2 separate regions of the Homo sapiens genome follow, and region 2 is linked to region 1. Evidence: chromatin loops called from intact Hi-C (ENCODE). Cell type or tissue: GM12878. All regions are shown on one strand. Each heading gives the region's core, and the rest is flanking DNA. Links, peaks and the distances in the headings are about the cores only. Region 1 overlaps NIBAN1 (niban apoptosis regulator 1). Region 2 holds the start of LOC124904469 (a long non-coding RNA gene).

The links. Hi-C counts contacts between places; a loop is a spot of excess contacts. Peaks named below come from ENCODE experiments on the same cell type or tissue, not always from the same donor. Only the 100,000 strongest peaks of a DNase experiment are listed, where the experiment ranks them.
Region 2: it touches region 1 in a loop (2.0-fold over the local background); 5 of 110 quality-filtered maps call a loop at or near these places.

What each region holds. Positions count from the first base shown.
Region 1 is chr1:184,863,134-184,871,474 of GRCh38, reverse strand. All of the region lies in intron 5 of NIBAN1 (niban apoptosis regulator 1), which reads left to right. Among named protein-coding and RNA genes, the nearest start is that of NIBAN1, 110 kb to the left of the region's middle. In GM12878, for the core only: no CTCF peak of the experiment used is centred there; a DNase peak (open chromatin) is centred at 4,364; H3K4me3 peaks cover 911 bases; H3K27ac peaks cover 2,426 bases.
Region 2 is chr1:184,940,632-184,948,972 of GRCh38, reverse strand. The region is part of intron 1 of NIBAN1 (niban apoptosis regulator 1); the gene reads left to right. LOC124904469 (a long non-coding RNA gene) reads left to right here and starts at 2,085. Exons shown (of 2, transcript XR_007066770.1): 1 at 2,085-2,269; 2 at 5,508-8,341. In GM12878, for the core only: no CTCF peak of the experiment used is centred there; DNase peaks (open chromatin) are centred at 2,732, 3,712 and 7,072; H3K4me3 peaks cover 590 bases; H3K27ac peaks cover 1,857 bases.

The DNA of each region.
Region 1 (8,341 bases), core at 228-8,227:
CCAGGCTTCTCTCCTTGGCTTATATAAGCATCACTCTGATCCATGCCTTCATCCTCCCATGACATTTTCCCTATGTATGTGTCTGTGTCCACATTTTCCTCTTTTTTTTTTTTTTTTTTTTTTTTTTGAGATAGAGTTTTGATCTTGTAACCCAGGCTGGAGTGTAATGACATGATCTCAGCTCATTGCACCCTCCACCTCCCAGGTTCAAGTGATTCTCCAGCCTCAGCCTCCCAAGCAGCTGGGATTACAGGCACACACCACCATGCTTGGCTAATTTTTGTATTTTTAGTAGAGACGGGGTTTCACCATGTTGGCCAGGCTAGTCTTGAACTCCTGACCTCAGGTGATTTGCCCACCTTGGCCTCCCAAAATACTGGGATTACAGGCATGAGCCACTGCACCCAGCTAGCACATTTTCCTCTTTTATAAGGACACCAGTCATATTGGATTGGGGGCTTATCCTATTCCAGAATGATCTCATCTAAACTAATTACATATGCAATGACCGTATTTCCAAACAAGGACACTTTCTGAGATTTGGGGGAATCAAGATTTCAACGTATGAATTTGGGGGGTATACAATTCAATCTATAACAGGTCTTACGTTGTTGCCAGTTCATTGAGGTATTCAAAAGAACTTTTGGAAGTGCAATTTATCCACTATGTCTTTTCTTCAGTAAGAGGGTTGGTTACGGTATAGAGTATGCTATGCTGCTGAACACCATAGGTTTTTGCATGGTGTTAACAAAAATTGTATGATGTTGAAAAGTTAACTGTCACTAAGGCAGTTTTACAAAGGCTGCTTCCATCTTTGGAGCAACCATTCATTTTGCAGCTCTGTCGCATTATCCTTGAGGTTCTGAGGCTGCACATTTACCACCTTGACCTTGCGGGAAATGACTCAAAAGCCACCTTCTTGGGCTATATATTTGCCACCTTGACAGCGGGGGAAATGACTCAAAAGCTAAACCTGACGTTCAGAACTTTTTCGAGTTGTAGAGCCATTTTAGGGATCCATGTTTCAGTCAACTCTGTTGAATGCTCCCGGCAACTATAGCACATATCAATCATAACAATAATAAACAAACCTCAGTCATCAAGAGTAAATTATATCCTACGTGTTATGTGTTAGATGATAGAGAAATGTGGAATACATTTTAGGAAGCTTTCTATCAAAGAGAGTTTAAACCTTTCCCATGTATAAAGGATTAGCTCTTAGCTCTGAAGACTTTGCTTAATCAGAAGATATTACTCATTTAAGGTTATTTAAAGATAAAAACTTTTAGCATATTGTAATCTATCAACCACTGCTTCTGAATGACTTGGTGTGGAATCAGAGTTGGGGGGAAGAGACTTTTAAAATTTCAGAGTCCCTGGCATTATTCCAGACCTACGAATTAGAATCTCTGAGGAAAGGAGCCCAGAAACGTACATTTTAAACAGCATCCCTTCAGAGTTAGAGAATCGTTGTTGCCTAGGGTCTTCCTTTTAAACATAAGGTATTTTGCTTCAGCAACTTAATTTTTATTTTTCTCAAATTGTATTACTGGTAAAGATTCATGATTTTTATAATATGAATTTAATGTTTGAAGTGATATTCAACAGCACAATAAAAAAGTGGTGAATGGTGGGCCGAGCGCAGTGGCTCACGCCCGTAATCCTAGCACGTTGGGAGGCCAAGGTGGGTGGGTCATTTGAGGTCAGGAGTTTGAGACTAGCCTGGCCAACATGGTGAAAACCCATCTCTACTAAAAATACAAAAATTAGCCGGGCATGGTGGCGCACAACTGTAATCCCAGCTACTCAGGAGGCTGAGGCAGGAGAATCGCTTGAACATGGGAGGTGGAGTTGCAGTGAGCCGAGATGGAGCCACTGCACTCCGGCTTGGGAAACAGAGTGAAACTCTGTCTCAAAAAAAAAAAAAGTAGTGAATGCAAATAAAAGTAGTGAATGGTCACAATGTGCTTAGCAATTGTAAGATAAAATTAAACTCTTTATAATATTTTAGTGAGAGGACCACAACTAGACTCTTCATGGGATTTCCTTTTTGAAAATAATCCTGAATCTAATAGCAAGCACAACTGAGATACATTTTCTTTACTGAGTTTTGCATTTCCAGTGTGACCCTTTCGCTTTTTATACTGGACGATCTAATTTTACGTAAGAGCTCACTCTGGTAAGCTGTACCGTGTGTAGGTGTACATGGATGATCTCCACTAGTAAGATAAAATACCTCTCTTCTCTTCTACTTTTATCCCCTTCTTCTGTCCGAGTGAGAGGCAATGTACCACCTTTCCCTTAGACATGACCATAAAATCCCAGAGGAAAGCAATATGCCTAAAATTATTTAGTCTGTTTCCCTTGCTTGAATATGCACTGGAATTCCCTGGCCTGGGGTGGGTCCTAAGAATTTGCATTTCTGACATGTTCTCAGGTAATGCTGATGCTGATACTACTGGCCTGGGGACCCTACTTGGAAAGCCACTGTATTAACTCATTTAATCCTCACAGCAGTCCTGTGAGGTAGGCACTATTATTGTCATCATGCCCATTTTATAGACGAGGGTTCTGGGGCAGCTGGTAAGACAGCTGGTGATCAGGACAAGATTTTAAAGCCAAGCAGGCCGACTTCAAGCCCGTGTTCTAAACTACTGTACCATGTGTCTTCTCAGTCAGCAGGTACTTATTAAACGCATACTGTGTGCCCTGTGTTTGACTAGCTGATATTTTTAAAAAAAATCTAATCTCATTCCTTATTCAGGAACAGATGATTTGAGGATACTCACTTCCTACTGAACTTGACATGGATAATTTCTTGATATCTACTTGAGAGGGACATGAGCTGCTACATCAATTGAAACTCAGGTGACAATTGAGATGCAGAAGTTAAGTCTTTTCTCTGCTTTTAAACATGAAGTTGTGCCTTAACCCAAAAGGGTGTTCCTGTGGTAAACTGTGTACTCTATAAATGTTCTCCAAAGCTAGAATTTTCTTGGTTTATGCAAATGTACAGCTGAGAATAATTTTGTGGGATATGTTGCAGGGGTGGGGTTGAAAAATTCATGGTACTTATCTATTACCAGTTCTTTGTGTTTTAAGTACTTAGCCTTTATTTTTTTTTCCTTTCAGCATTTTCTTTTGTTAACTGGATTCCCATACTGGCTGTTGCTGAGGGGGTTGGGGAAGTCCTGATCTGACCTGAATTTTTTAAAACAATTTTTTAGCATTTTCTTTTGGAGACCACAAATCATATTGCAAGTCAACAACGTCTGGGTGTTAGTGGGACATTTCTATTTTAAGAGGCTTAGAAAAGGAGGTAAAAAAGAAGGAAGTTGGAAGTTAGGAAGGAGCAATGAAAGCAAAGCACCCATTTTCACATCTTACCAGACAAAGCCCCTCCCTGCCAAGTTCCTTTCTGGTGGGAGATCAGGGCATGGCTCATGCAATCACCAGCTAAGAAAGGAACTGAGACTTCTCTTCATTTGTTGTTTTTTCCTTCCCCACCTTTCCCTAGAAACTATTAGACTGCCACACTGTCCCGTTGTGTGACACGGGACACTTTAAGTGACGGGGTAGACAAAAGCTGGAACAAAAGAGCCTCTATTAAGGTAAGGGTCTACTGTGTCCAGAACATTGTCTTAGATGCTGGGGGCAAAACAAACCGAAAACACAGTCATTGCTTATAAACCAAACTCAATTTGTAAGGCTATCCCACTCAGTTAACAGAGGAGAGTTTGAGGATGATTTCCTCCTGACTTTCCAGGATAAGTGGAATAAAAGAAATAGAAAATAGATCAGGAACATCATTTTGCCTCATTCCATCTCACTTTAAGTGAACTCGGGCCCAAGCCCAAGTGGTTCTGTTCCAGGAAACACGGTGGGTCAAGCAGGATGTAACCTTATCACACACCTTAGCCATTGTCCTTTCCTTCTTAAATCCCTAGTGAGGAGGATAATAGTTGAAGATATCCTTCTTTTTTTCTTCTCCAGGCTTTAGGATATCAGATTAGGTATTTTCAAGTTGAGAACAAAAAGCCTTACCACAAAGTTGTATTCTCCTTGTGCCAATAATAATGAGTCATTCTTGCTAAGAACATAGGTGGTTTGTATCTTTCTAGTGCTTCTTGTCAGAAGAAGCTTAACATGCACAGAGGGAGATATTTTTCCTGGCACAATAGACCCTAGTCACAAACCACAAAGTTTTGCAATAAGGCTATTCGTTAAGTGAATGCAATATTATAGCTGAGACACTTTTGGGGTGTGTGTGTGTGTGTGTTTGTGTGTAGGGGTGTGTGTGTGTGAGAGAGAGAGAGAGAGAGACCGAGAGAGAGTGTCTGTGTGTGATGGGGGCTATACCTCAGCTTCCTGTTTGGCCTTGCTGATGTCACCGCATTAGTATCGGTACTGCACTTCAGATTTTTGTACAGATGTAAGTCATCATATTTAGTATTTGACTTTAAAATGAATTGGTTTTTGCACATCTGTGCTCATAAATGAATAACAATAGAAGGGGGAAGAAATTTTGAATTTTGATTAGATGAAAGGGGTGCAAAACTTCCACTCTTTCTTTCATAGATACCTTGCAAGCCAAAAGCTTTCTAGAATTGCTAGGTGAAGTTCTAAATATCACTAATTTTGAGATAGGCTGATTGACATTTATGATTGGGTTTGGTCAGGATGAAGGGTAGTGAAATTACCAGCATAGATGAGTGAGTTGCCATTGGTCTAAATTTTGCCATCTCTGGTTTTCTTCTGATTTCTAGTTCCATATTTGGTGGCTTTAAATGAACACAGTACTGTTCTCTTCATACCATGTATATTTTTTACCAGGTCAGGAATCTAAGAAACTTATGATCTAATTTAGATGTCTCTGGAAATGTGAATTTCATAACTTAAGAGAAGGGAACAGATTTGAAATTGAAATATTATTATAGGGAGCTGACAGTTGGGTTAAGTGGATTGTTACACATTATCATCTTAAAATTACATTTCGTGTCTTCTTAACTTTCCTCCAAAGAACACATCCTAGAATTATAACACTATTTTCAATTCCCTCTGCATCTTTCAGCCCTTAGAACTAAATCCTAAGCCAATAGCTCACTTTTGGACTCCTAAATTTGATTTTCTGAAGGCCTTAGGTTAAATGTCATTTCCACCAGAACACCTTTCTTAATCTTTCAGGTAGGTGAAAGCCCCACAATTTTCTTCTATCTGTCCATTCATCTGTCCTTCCTTCTCTCGTACCTGTCCTTACTTCCATCACAGTTCTAATCACATCATGTCATCATTGACTATTTATTTATCTGACTCCTAAAACTAGGAGTTCCTAGAAGCCAAGTCTATGCCCATCTACTATTACATCTCAGCCATTAGTACTGAGTGTAGGGGTGTAGTAAGCACATACTCATTTTTTTTTAACTGAATAAAGGAGCATGGGAAGTAGGTCATCATTTGAAAAAGCATCTGGAAATGATAAGAATAGTTAATAAAGCATTCCGGATTGTTTAGGAGAAAGGTCTATTTTACTTGTTAACAGCAAAGGCAATTTCTTTGGAAGATTTTGCTTTCTTTTTTGACTATCTGTGCAGTTACTTGTTTATTTTTCATTTTCCATCAGCTTTACAACTTTTTTTCTCATGCTCCTCATCGCCTACTATCATTTGTGTTTAAGCCTTCCTTTACATAAAACAGTATTTTTGGCTTATTATTTGGATGATTAATGAAAATCAATCTTAGCAGTTAGATTTCTGACTGAGACTGACCAGACAAAGTGAAATGTGTTGCATGATGCCATTATTTAAGTCACTGTTTTGTTGGCTGTGACCCATTAAGCATCCTTTCTTTTTGTTTAAAAATTATTTTTTTTCAGCTTGTTTTAGATTTGGGGGTACGTGTGCAGATTTGTTACATTGGTATACTGTGTGATGCTGAGGTTTGGGGTATGAATGGTCTCGTTACCCAAGTACTGAGCATAGTATACAATAGTTAGGTTTTTCAACTCTGTACCCTTCCCCCACCTCTATAGTCCCGTGTATTGTTGCCATCTATATGTCCATTGGTACTCAATGTGTGGCTCCCACTTATAAGTGAGAACATGAGGTATTTGGTTTTCTGCTCCTGTGTTAATTTGCTTATAATGGCCTTCAGCTTCCTCCATGTTGCTACAAAGGACATGATTTTGTTCTTTTTTTAATAGCTGTGTAGTATCCCATTGTGTATATATACCACATTTTCTTTGCCCAGCCCACTGTTGATGGGCACCAAGGCTGATTCCAGACTGCTTTCCACAGTGGCTGAACTAACTTACATTCCTATCTACCATGTATAAGCATTCCCTTTTCTCTGCACCTCACCAGCATCTGTTATTTTTTGACTTTTTAGTAATAGCCATTCTGACTGGTGTGAGATGGTATCACATTGTGATTTTGATTTGCATTTCTCTGATGATTAGTGATACTGAGCATTCTTTTTTTTTTTTTTTTTGACCTCTTTAGTTTTATATTGTTTCAGCTAAAACCTGTGATGAGGTCATTCTTAGTGAACTACTTATAACTAGTTAGTTCTTATAAATGCTGCCAATGTTTTTTTTTTCTTTTATTATTATTATACTTTAAGTTTTAGGGTACATATGCATTCTTAAAATATGTTTGTTGGCCGTTTGTATGTCTTCTTCTGAGAATTGTCTATTCATGTCTTTTGCCCATTTTTAATGCGATTATTTGTTTTTTGCTTGTTCAATTAAGTTCCTTAAAGGTTCTGAATATTAGACCTTTGTTAGATGTCTAGTTTGTGAATAAAATATTATTTTTTAATGCATCTATTTTCATTTTACGTATTTTTTTTTACAGTCACCTTGGTGACTGTAACACTTACCATCACTTTTGAAGAAGTGACTTAACAAAAGAACCCAAACAACATTTCTTCACCTCTGCAGACTCTTCCTCTCACAATGAAGTGGCTTCCGTTACTGGAATAATGTCAGGGAAGATAACAGCTTCCTCTAAATTCACCCTATTCAAATGTGTAATTCACACTTGTTCACAGACTAGAATAATGTACCTATAAAGTGTTTATTGGCTGTTATATAGCTCCTAGAGGAAGAAAATAAAAATGAAATGGTTTGTACGTTATAGTTTGTCAGAAGTATGATTGCCAATTATAATGATAAAATACTAATGATAGCTCACATTGCTAATATTTATTGAGCACTTACCGTGTGCCAAGCACTGTGTGAAGGCTGACAACAATCCTTTTAGTTAAACAGCATTATTGTCCGTAGGAAACCAAGATTTAGATAGCTAAAGGAGATTGCCTAGAGGTAGGCAGTTATCAAGTGGTGGACTCAGAATTCAATCCTGAATGTTTAACTCCAAAGCTCAAGCTCGTAATTGTTGTGTATTAAAGAGCCTGACAACTAAAGGATTATATATTCAGTTTCTCCTGCTACATTTGAAGAGGGATTTTAGAAAGTAACAATACTAGCAACCAATTATTGAATGCCAGGTAATACACTGAGTGTTTAATGTATGCTCTTTCGATCCCTATGACAATACTAAGGAGGAACAAATTTTATCTCCATTTTTCAGATGACACTGAGGTTCATGGAAATTAAGAAGTATATTTAAAGTCACAAAGCTATTTAAGGTCACAATAGCTAATTAAGCTATTAAACCAATGAATACCTAGATCTCTGCTCTTACTGCTTATTGCTGGTCATACTAGAGTATGTCCAGTGCTTGAATAGTAAGAGGTCTGGCAACCAGGTCATATGACTGAGAAAACTGGGTTATGTTTAACCTGACAGTGGTTGAAGGGAGGAAAAAAATCTTCAAATATCTTTTGTCACGTAGAGGAAGGATCAGACATATTTTGTTTTGCTCCAGAAGGTAAAAGTGTCTCTTGTAAATGTAGGCAATCTAGATTCTGAAATTGCAATTGCAGTTGCTTGCTTCTGGGAATTTTATTTAATTGAAAATAGAAATTGAATCTGTAAACCAAAAATACATAAACAAACAAACAAAAAAAACTAATTTGAACTCAGTTAAAGTCCCCAGGTGGCATCTATTACATGCATCTTCTGAAGACACCGTTGCATTTTTATTGTATTAGAAGAAACAACATTTCCAGAATATCAGAGGTGAAGCCTCAAGTCAGTTCTGTGTCTGCCAGAATAAAAACAAAAATAAACTTATCTTTCTTCTTGTTGTCCTAAGAATAAGGTATCAGTAGTTCCAGAGGAAGATAAGACCAACTGAGAGTGTGGGAAAGAGAATAACCTTAGTGTTCAAAGCTTCATAGGGCAGAGAACATTGGACAGGTCAACTAGTAATGCCTACCG
Region 2 (8,341 bases), core at 137-8,136, 78 kb before region 1:
TATTTTAAGTAACAATTCTGATTCTAAATTACTACATAAAACATGAAGAAAAATAGAAAAAAATAAATTATCCATGATCCTTCAATCTGTTGTTAAGTAATATAAGTATCTATTTCCTTTCTCTTCTTTCTCTTTCTCTTTTCAATGTTTCATATAAACATATCCACACACATAAAAAACAAAATTTGGGTCATATTTTGTACAAATCGGTATACTGCCACTCCACATTATATTGTAAACATTTCCCTTATCATTAAATAGTCTCCGAAATCTTAAGTTTTATTGGCTGTGGAGGATGCTGGCTGTCGTATATCCTGTAATTTATTTAACCATTCTCTTCTTGTTGGACATTTAGGTCATTTTAAAATTTTCATTATTATAAATAATATTTTAGTGAACATCCTAATGCATAAATATTTATATGAATCTCTGATCACTTTCTTAGAATTATTTCTTAGGTGTCAAAATGTGAATAATTTTTTAAAATTACAGTTTTAAAAAGAAAGGCCATCATAGATGCATAATATATCAGCCACACTGAATTTCTAACCTCTTGGAACACAGTAACTAGTCTGGACTCCTGGTAGCAGAAGTTTTATCTTATTCATTTTCCTACCCTTTTTGTGTTCCAGGATATCTGTCCTATTAAGGTCAACTTGCTTGTGGCATGAATGAATAAATGAATACATATATGCTTTGAACAGGAGTTAATTGAGTCTAGACCTGTTTCAGATAGAAATGTGCTGGAATTAGCTCTTTCTAAGTACCATATATATCTAAGAAACTCTTGAAAACAAATTCATAAGCTTATATAATGACTATAATTCTTATTCCTAAGGATTTTTTTTTTATTTCCTATTTTTGAATATCCCAATATGCTTATCTGGGAGTAGGTTGAATAAATAATTTGAGAGTTCTTTTTCTCCATTATTTTTCCATTTTGCTGGAAGTGGAACATTTGGGGGACATTTCTGTATGTCTTATAGTTTAAGGAGATTATGGTAAAGGAATAAACATCACGTGCTTGCTCTTTTGGAAGGGAATTTAAAGGTCATTAAAGATAACTTCATGCTTGAATGCCCTTACCAAGGGGGTAAGCAGCTTTCAATACCTCCAGTAATAAGAAACTCACTATCTCCTGAAGCCAGTCAATTCATATTTGGACAGTTATTTTGTTAGTGAATTGTGCCAGGACTGAATTCTTCCTAATTTCTGCACCACCCCTTGGCTCACACTTAGCTCCTGTGCCAAGTCCTCTGCCACTTCCTCTTGCCTAGGCCCAGCCAGCTCTCTCTGGCCTCTGGCCCCTGGTCAGCACAAGGCTCCTGTCTGTATAGGAAGGGGGGTTCAATATACAGGAATCTGGGCTTCAAACCCAGGATTATTTGGTCAAAGCCAGGCCTTTTAAGAAATTATTGCTGGAAAATATACATATTTATCATGTTAAACATTGGCAACTTGCAATTCAGCAGCATTAACTATATTCACAATATTGTATAACCGTCACCACTATCTACTCCCAAAATGTTTTCATCATCGCCAACATAAACTTTGTGCTCATTAAATAACTCCCCATTCCTTCTCCTCCCAGACCCTGGTAACCTCTATTTCACTTTCCATCTATGAATTTGCCTGCTCTGTGTACCTCATACCGCTAAATAATACATTATTTGTTCTTCTGTGTCTGAAGCCAAACCCCTTTTTACTACAGCACCCTACCTTCATAGCATCGCTTTCTATCACTAATGCAATTTGTCTACTTAACCTTCTTAAAGTCATTTGAGTACAAGAGCTGTCATACTTTTACAAAGATCTCAAAGACTTGGACTACATGTCATTTGATCCAACAGAAAGCAAGGTAGGAGAAACAATGCATTTCTTTTCTTTTCTTTTCTTTTTGAGATGGAGTTTTGCTCTTGTTGCCCAGGCTGGAGTGCAATGGCGCGGTCTTGGCTCACCACAACCTCTACCTCCTGGGTTCAAGAGATTCTCTTGCCTCAGCCTCCTGAGTAGCTGGGATTATAGGCATGCACCACCACGCCCAGCTAATTTTGTATTTTTAGTAGAGACAAGGTTTCTCCATGTTGGTCAGGCTGGTCTCAAACTCCCGACCTCAGGTGATCCATCCGCCTTGGCCTCCCGAAACAATGCATTTCTTTGTTTTGAACCATGTACTCCTTTTAAGGCAGCTTTTTCTTCCTGTTGTTCCAGATTTCTTTTTATGAAAATATGAAGAGTGGAGAATGTGGCCTTCCACTCCCAATAGCAGGTATTCTAGTTTTTATTCTGCTTTTTAAAAGAAAATATCTCTATTATTTCTCCAATAAATTTGATAGCAACTTTTAGTTTAGAAACAGTTACTATTTATGATCTAATTTTTTATCATGAAATTTCAAGACTTCCCATTACTGTCAACTCCATAATCTTTCCTGGTATTACAGTTAAGCTCCAAGGCGTAAATAAATCTGCATACATTTCCATTCATCCTTCCTCTTTCCTCTTTTTGAGAATCAGATCTACAATTGTCCATTCAACTCTTCCAGCACTCCCACAGGTTAACAATAGTTTAGCATTCTTATTTGTAAATTTTCTCAGCATGCTGGATTGTTGTTATTTTATAGCATCTCAAGGCTCACTTTAAATCTCTTTACTAATCCTCAGCTTCCTTTTTCTGTAACCATATTTAGTCTACTATTTTAAGTCTGAAAATCACTATTCTTGGAAGAGAAGTAATTGCGAAAGTAATAGGGGAGCAGTTCTCCTTTCACTTTGTTATTCCAGCAACATGATGTCATTGGTGCCAAACATCTGGCTTATTTCTCCCTTGTGTTCCTTTTGTGCCTAACATAACCATTAGAATGCTTCTTGTTGTTCTTACAAATTATAGGTCTCAATCTATCTGTCCCTGTTTTTGGAGAGACCCAAAACTCTCTTGCATTTGTTCTTGAGGAGCCCCTCTTTCTTTTTTTTTTTTAATCCCAGCGCTTTGAAATCAGGTCATAATAGAACTATGTAGGAACCTCCATCCTTCCTTCCTTGGTGGAATCACCATCTGTGACTATACAGACAAAATTGTCCATAGTCTGCGGACAGATGGATGCTATTTGACTCTCATTCAGAACGCTCTTCCCACAGAGTCATGATGCTGTTTCTGCTGATTCTTTTGAAATCTGCCTTCTTGAAGTCCATGCTTTCTTGTCATATTTTCAGCGACTCTCTATCTGGCTATCAGAAATGTCAGGGTAAATGTCTTTTGTCTATTGCTGTTGGAATGGAGTGGGACAATTAACCAAAAGACCGTTAAAGTAGCAAATCATTAAAAGATACACATATCTTGAATCTTTTAACTTAAAATATGTTAATGAAACAAATATATTCACTCGCTACTCTTTGACCTAGGGCTAAGGTCTTTTTTTAAAGATTGCTTGCAGTTCCATATTGTCATTTTTGCATCATCTATAATTTTCAGTCTTAATTTCTTTTAAGTTGGGCAAGACCTTGTAAAGAAATCTGATGACAGAATCCATCTAGATCTGTATTTATAGTTGTTTTACCTACATGTAATTTAACAGTAATTATTTTTAGAAACTCTTTATCAAAACTTTCTAAAGCATATTTTACAGAGTGAAAAGCCTTGGATGAGTGGAGGGTGGTTAAGAGGGTTTCTGCCATGTTCTCTCATGACATCATTGATTTCACCCAAGGTTCATTATTTCACTTCACTAGCTGGTATCTCTCCAAGTAGCAGTTCCCCTGGTTACTTCCTCTCTCTGTAAAGAAAAATTCAGTGCAGGCAGTAACTTGCCAGACTTTCTGCTTTTAGTTTAGTCTCCAATCAAACGCAGTAGAAGTTTCCCATCATAACTGTTTCGTGCCTCTGTGCCAGCATTGTATACTAAATTAGGAACATATCTCTCATTTCTTCCATTTGGCCAGATAGTTTGTTAATATCTATTTCATCAATAATATGATTTCTTTTCCTCTTATTTAATTCTTTTTCGAATGCCTCTGTGTCCTCATTACCATCTAGGTGCATGGATTTTCACACAGGTGAGGGGTATTTCTTTACCTCCTTTCCTTACAGATATTTCTCTGGAATACACTAAATCCCAGTAATTATTATGAGATTGTATTTACCACCTTATTCTCAAGTTCCCATGCTCTGGCCTGGGCCTATACAACTAAAAGACCCTTGAGAGTATTACTTTGGGAACATTTTCCAGTTGTTTTCTGTAGGAATCTCATGGCTCCTCTCCCACTATTCTTTTTCCCATGACATTACTGCAGACCTTTATGACAACTGGTTTCATGGTTTTATATAAGCATTGCTTTCTTTACTGTCCTATACTAAGTTTAGAGACTGCTTAATAGTCTCCAAGATGTTCTTGTCCTCATGACATGTACTCCAACCCTACCCAAAGTCCATTCCTGCATTACCTAAAGGCATCAAACAGAAAATATCCTATTCACCACGTACCTCTTCATAGTTAGCTGTTCACTTTCCCAATATTCTCTCTTTTTCAAAGTCCTAACCATTGAGAGGAAGAAGCTACAAGAACGCCACCTGTGTGGCTGGGTCTTCTAGTCTTCAGCTTGTGACTTCTTAGATGCCAATGCTGCTTCTCTGTCTTCTAGCAGTGTGGTCATTCCCATAAAGACCCAAGTACTGAATCATGGACTAGTGGGCTTAGTATGTCTCAGCAGACTATTATAATCTAGAACTAGTCACCAGAAAGATGGACAACAAGCTTGACTGACCATATCTTATCTGCACAGAGCCTTTCACTATCACCAATGAGTGGTGACCATCATCCATCCTCTACCTCCCAGGGCAGCAGTGGGTTTCCTTTCACTAGTGGTACTTGGATATCTTCTGGATATGACTTCTTGATGCTCCATGTACACAAAGACAGCAATCAGCAACGTCCGTAGAGGTAATTGTATAGCTGTTGCTGTACAATGTGTCAGGGACAAATGTAGTGTATGATTTTTCCATATGTCTTTTTGCAAGATCATCCTATCCATCTTACCCTGTTTTTGTGATAAGCTTAAAATCCTGAGCTTTATTTTTTCCCTTTCGGTTGTACTCTTCCATAGTGAACTATATACTGTTATATCACCTCGGTGTCTAGTGCAGTGTGTTAGAAAACTTAGAACTTAATAAAGATTTTTAAGTTAATTCACATAAGCTAAAATTCCACTTATATGAGCAAAGATTTTGGGAGTCATTTTTAAAAATTTTATTTATTTATTATTATTATTATTTGCTTCTCTTTGATAACCTTGGTACTAAGATTTTTGGGGGTCATTTTTGAACAATAATTTGCAGTTGCTGAGTTATTAGTCTATGACTTGCTACATTGCATTCCTTAGCAAGTTGCAAATATTCAAGCAGCAAGATATGTGGTCAACTTCTAAATAATATGGTTGTTGCTGTTTTTTTCCTGTGTCATTCAGCATTAACATTATCCTCTGAACCCCAAATACAACCTCTTTGCTTCTATCAGGAAAATAGAAATTCTTCTCTAAGAAATGGCATTGGTGCATTGGGAGACTAAAGTTGCAGTGATCGGATGCCTATATTAATCCCAAAGAGTCATCATTTGAAAAATTGAATTTAAGTCTGAAATAAAACATCCATAAAATTGAACTGTAGTCTCTTTTCTTTACTTTCTCAGGCTAAACCCCTTGTTTTTCCATTTGTTGGCCAATGAAGGCTTCTCATGGAACTCATTCTGATCAAATTTTGTAACTGAAAATATTAGGCTTGCTAGTTTTAGAAGGGTTCTTCACAGACATCTAAATCGAAGTGTCTTGACTTGAGGTCAGGGAATGGGAAGCAGCAGAATTTTATGTCTACTATGTTTTTCTGGTATCCAAAGCTTTCAGCAGATCATTAAAGGGGCCTATGACCCAAAGCTAATCATTTTTATAGACAAATTATAAGAAGAGATATCACTTTCCAAAACAGCAAAATGCTAAGCTCTCATTCCGCCACTGATGTTCTTCTCTTTGCCTATTACTTTTTCCTCTTCTTGGAAAGAATAATTGAGGATTTTTATGGAACATCCTGATTTTCGAGTCACTTGGAGGTCCCTTTTCTCATATTCGATGTCACAAACCATAGGGCTGGCTGCGTTGTCAGTGCAGAGTTACAAGGTGAGTGTGAGACTGCTCCTACCAGCCATTGCCTCAGAGCTGAGTGTGGCCAGTTAGGTAGGCACATCAGCAGGCAGCGTCCAGGAGGAACCTGATTCTTTTTTTTTTTTTTTTTTTTTTGAGACGGAGTCTCGCTCTGTCGCCCAGGCCGGAGTGCAGTGGGGCAATCTGGGCTCAGTGCAAGCTCCGCCTCCCGGGTTCACGCCATTCTCCTGCCTCAGCCTCCCAAGTAGCTGGGACTACAGGCGCCCGCCATCACGCCCAGCTAATTTTTTTGTATTTTTAGTAGAGACGGGGTTTCACCATGTTAGCCAGGATGGTCTCGATCTCCTGACCTCGTGATCCGCCAGCTTCGGCCTCCCAGAGTGCTGGGATTACAGGCGTGAGCCACCGCGCCCCGCGGCATCTGTCAGTTTCATTTGTGTTCTTCCTACTATGCTAGAGATGTGGTCCAAAGCTGTTTTTGTATTTTATAACCCACAGATTGCATCTCTTTTAAATTGAAAACAACTAAATGGACTAAAAAAGTATAACTTTAATGCACACAGCAAGTGGAAAGATACGGTACTTACCAAGTTCTTTTTCTGATAGTTTATTATTGTGTTTCTTGGCCTGTATAACTTTCATTATGATCTCTATCAGCTCCCTGAGAAATTATTCTTCAGATCAATAATTTGTGTGTATTTGAGTAAATGATAACTCAAAGACTTCAATAAACTTTAAATTGTCTACTTAATTTGTTTTTTTAAAAAACTGTAGGCACAATTATGATACTATGCATTGTCTTAAGGTAGTTTCTGTTATTGGGTTATTAGGTATGGGAAGTTGAGTCAAGATTACTCAGAGAGTCGCAGAATGAGTGGCCGAAAAATTTGTTACAAATTAGGGCAAATATGGTCTCCTCTGTCTGAGCAGCTGATCTGCTACTGAACCCCGGTTGTAGCTGCATCTCTGAGAATACTGCAGCAACATGACCACAGACATCAATCTGTGTTATTACTTAGCATGGGACACAGGGAAACACTTCTGACTGGCATTTAGTAAACAGAGTAAAACAACTATCATTGTAAAATACATGTGTTATGCTTCCCCATCTCACACCCCCAGGTATCTAAATTCAGATCTATGGGATCTTTCCCAGGTTTTTTTTTTTTTTTTTTTGAGACAGGGTCTTGCTTTGTTAAAGCCCAGGCTGGAGTGCAGTGGTGCGATCTTAGCTAACTGCAGCCTTGATCCCCCAGGCTCAAGTGACCTTCCCACCTGAGCCTCCTGAGCAGCTGGGACTACAAGCAGGTGCCACCATGCCTGGCTAGTTTTTGTATTTTTTGTAGAGACAGGGTTTTTCCATGTTGCTCAGGCTGGTCTCAAATTCATGAGCTCAAGCAATCTACCTGCCTCGGCCTCCTAAAGTGCTAGGATTATAGGTGTGAACCACTGCACCCGGCTCTCCCACATTCTTTAAATGAAAGTGTTGACATTTTAGGTGTTTAACTTTCCTAATTTAGGGTGTTCAATTAGGAAAAGAGGAAGTCAAATTGTCCCTGTTTGCAGATGACATGATTGTATATCTAGAAAACCCCTAATTTAGAATAAGACTTAGAGTTGAGAGGGAAAGGATTGCCAAATAGTTTCAATTGCTTTAGTTTACTTTCCTTAATTTCTTCTGTCTTCAAACTCTTCTCCTTTCTTTTTCCTCCTTCTTCCATTTGTCAAAACTGTAAGTGCTTTGGGTACTGTCCTAAGTGATGTTCAGAGTCAATGCAATGTATATCAAATTTTCCCATAATGTGAACTGGAAAATAATTGGAATATAAGAAAGGATAGACTGACGTGTGTCCGGATGCCTTCTCTGTTGTACCTGTTTGCGGCACATTGCCCGCTTAACCCGCTAGGAGATGTAGGAAGTCAACCTGTTCAACACATCTCAAGCAGATCGAATGATGAAATGTTGATGATTTCACCATACCTTTTCCACTAAGAAATGGAATGATCCTCCTCATATTTTTGCAGCGGTTATCTATTTCATCTATTAACTGAGAATGCAGAGTGTGCCTGAGCATTTTTACTCACAGAACTAATGAAAAAAGTTAAAAAATTTTTATGCAAGTGGTTTGCTTGACTTTCTTGCAAAATGCTCATAGGAAGTTAATAGGAATCATATTATTATCAGAAGGTTTTAAGA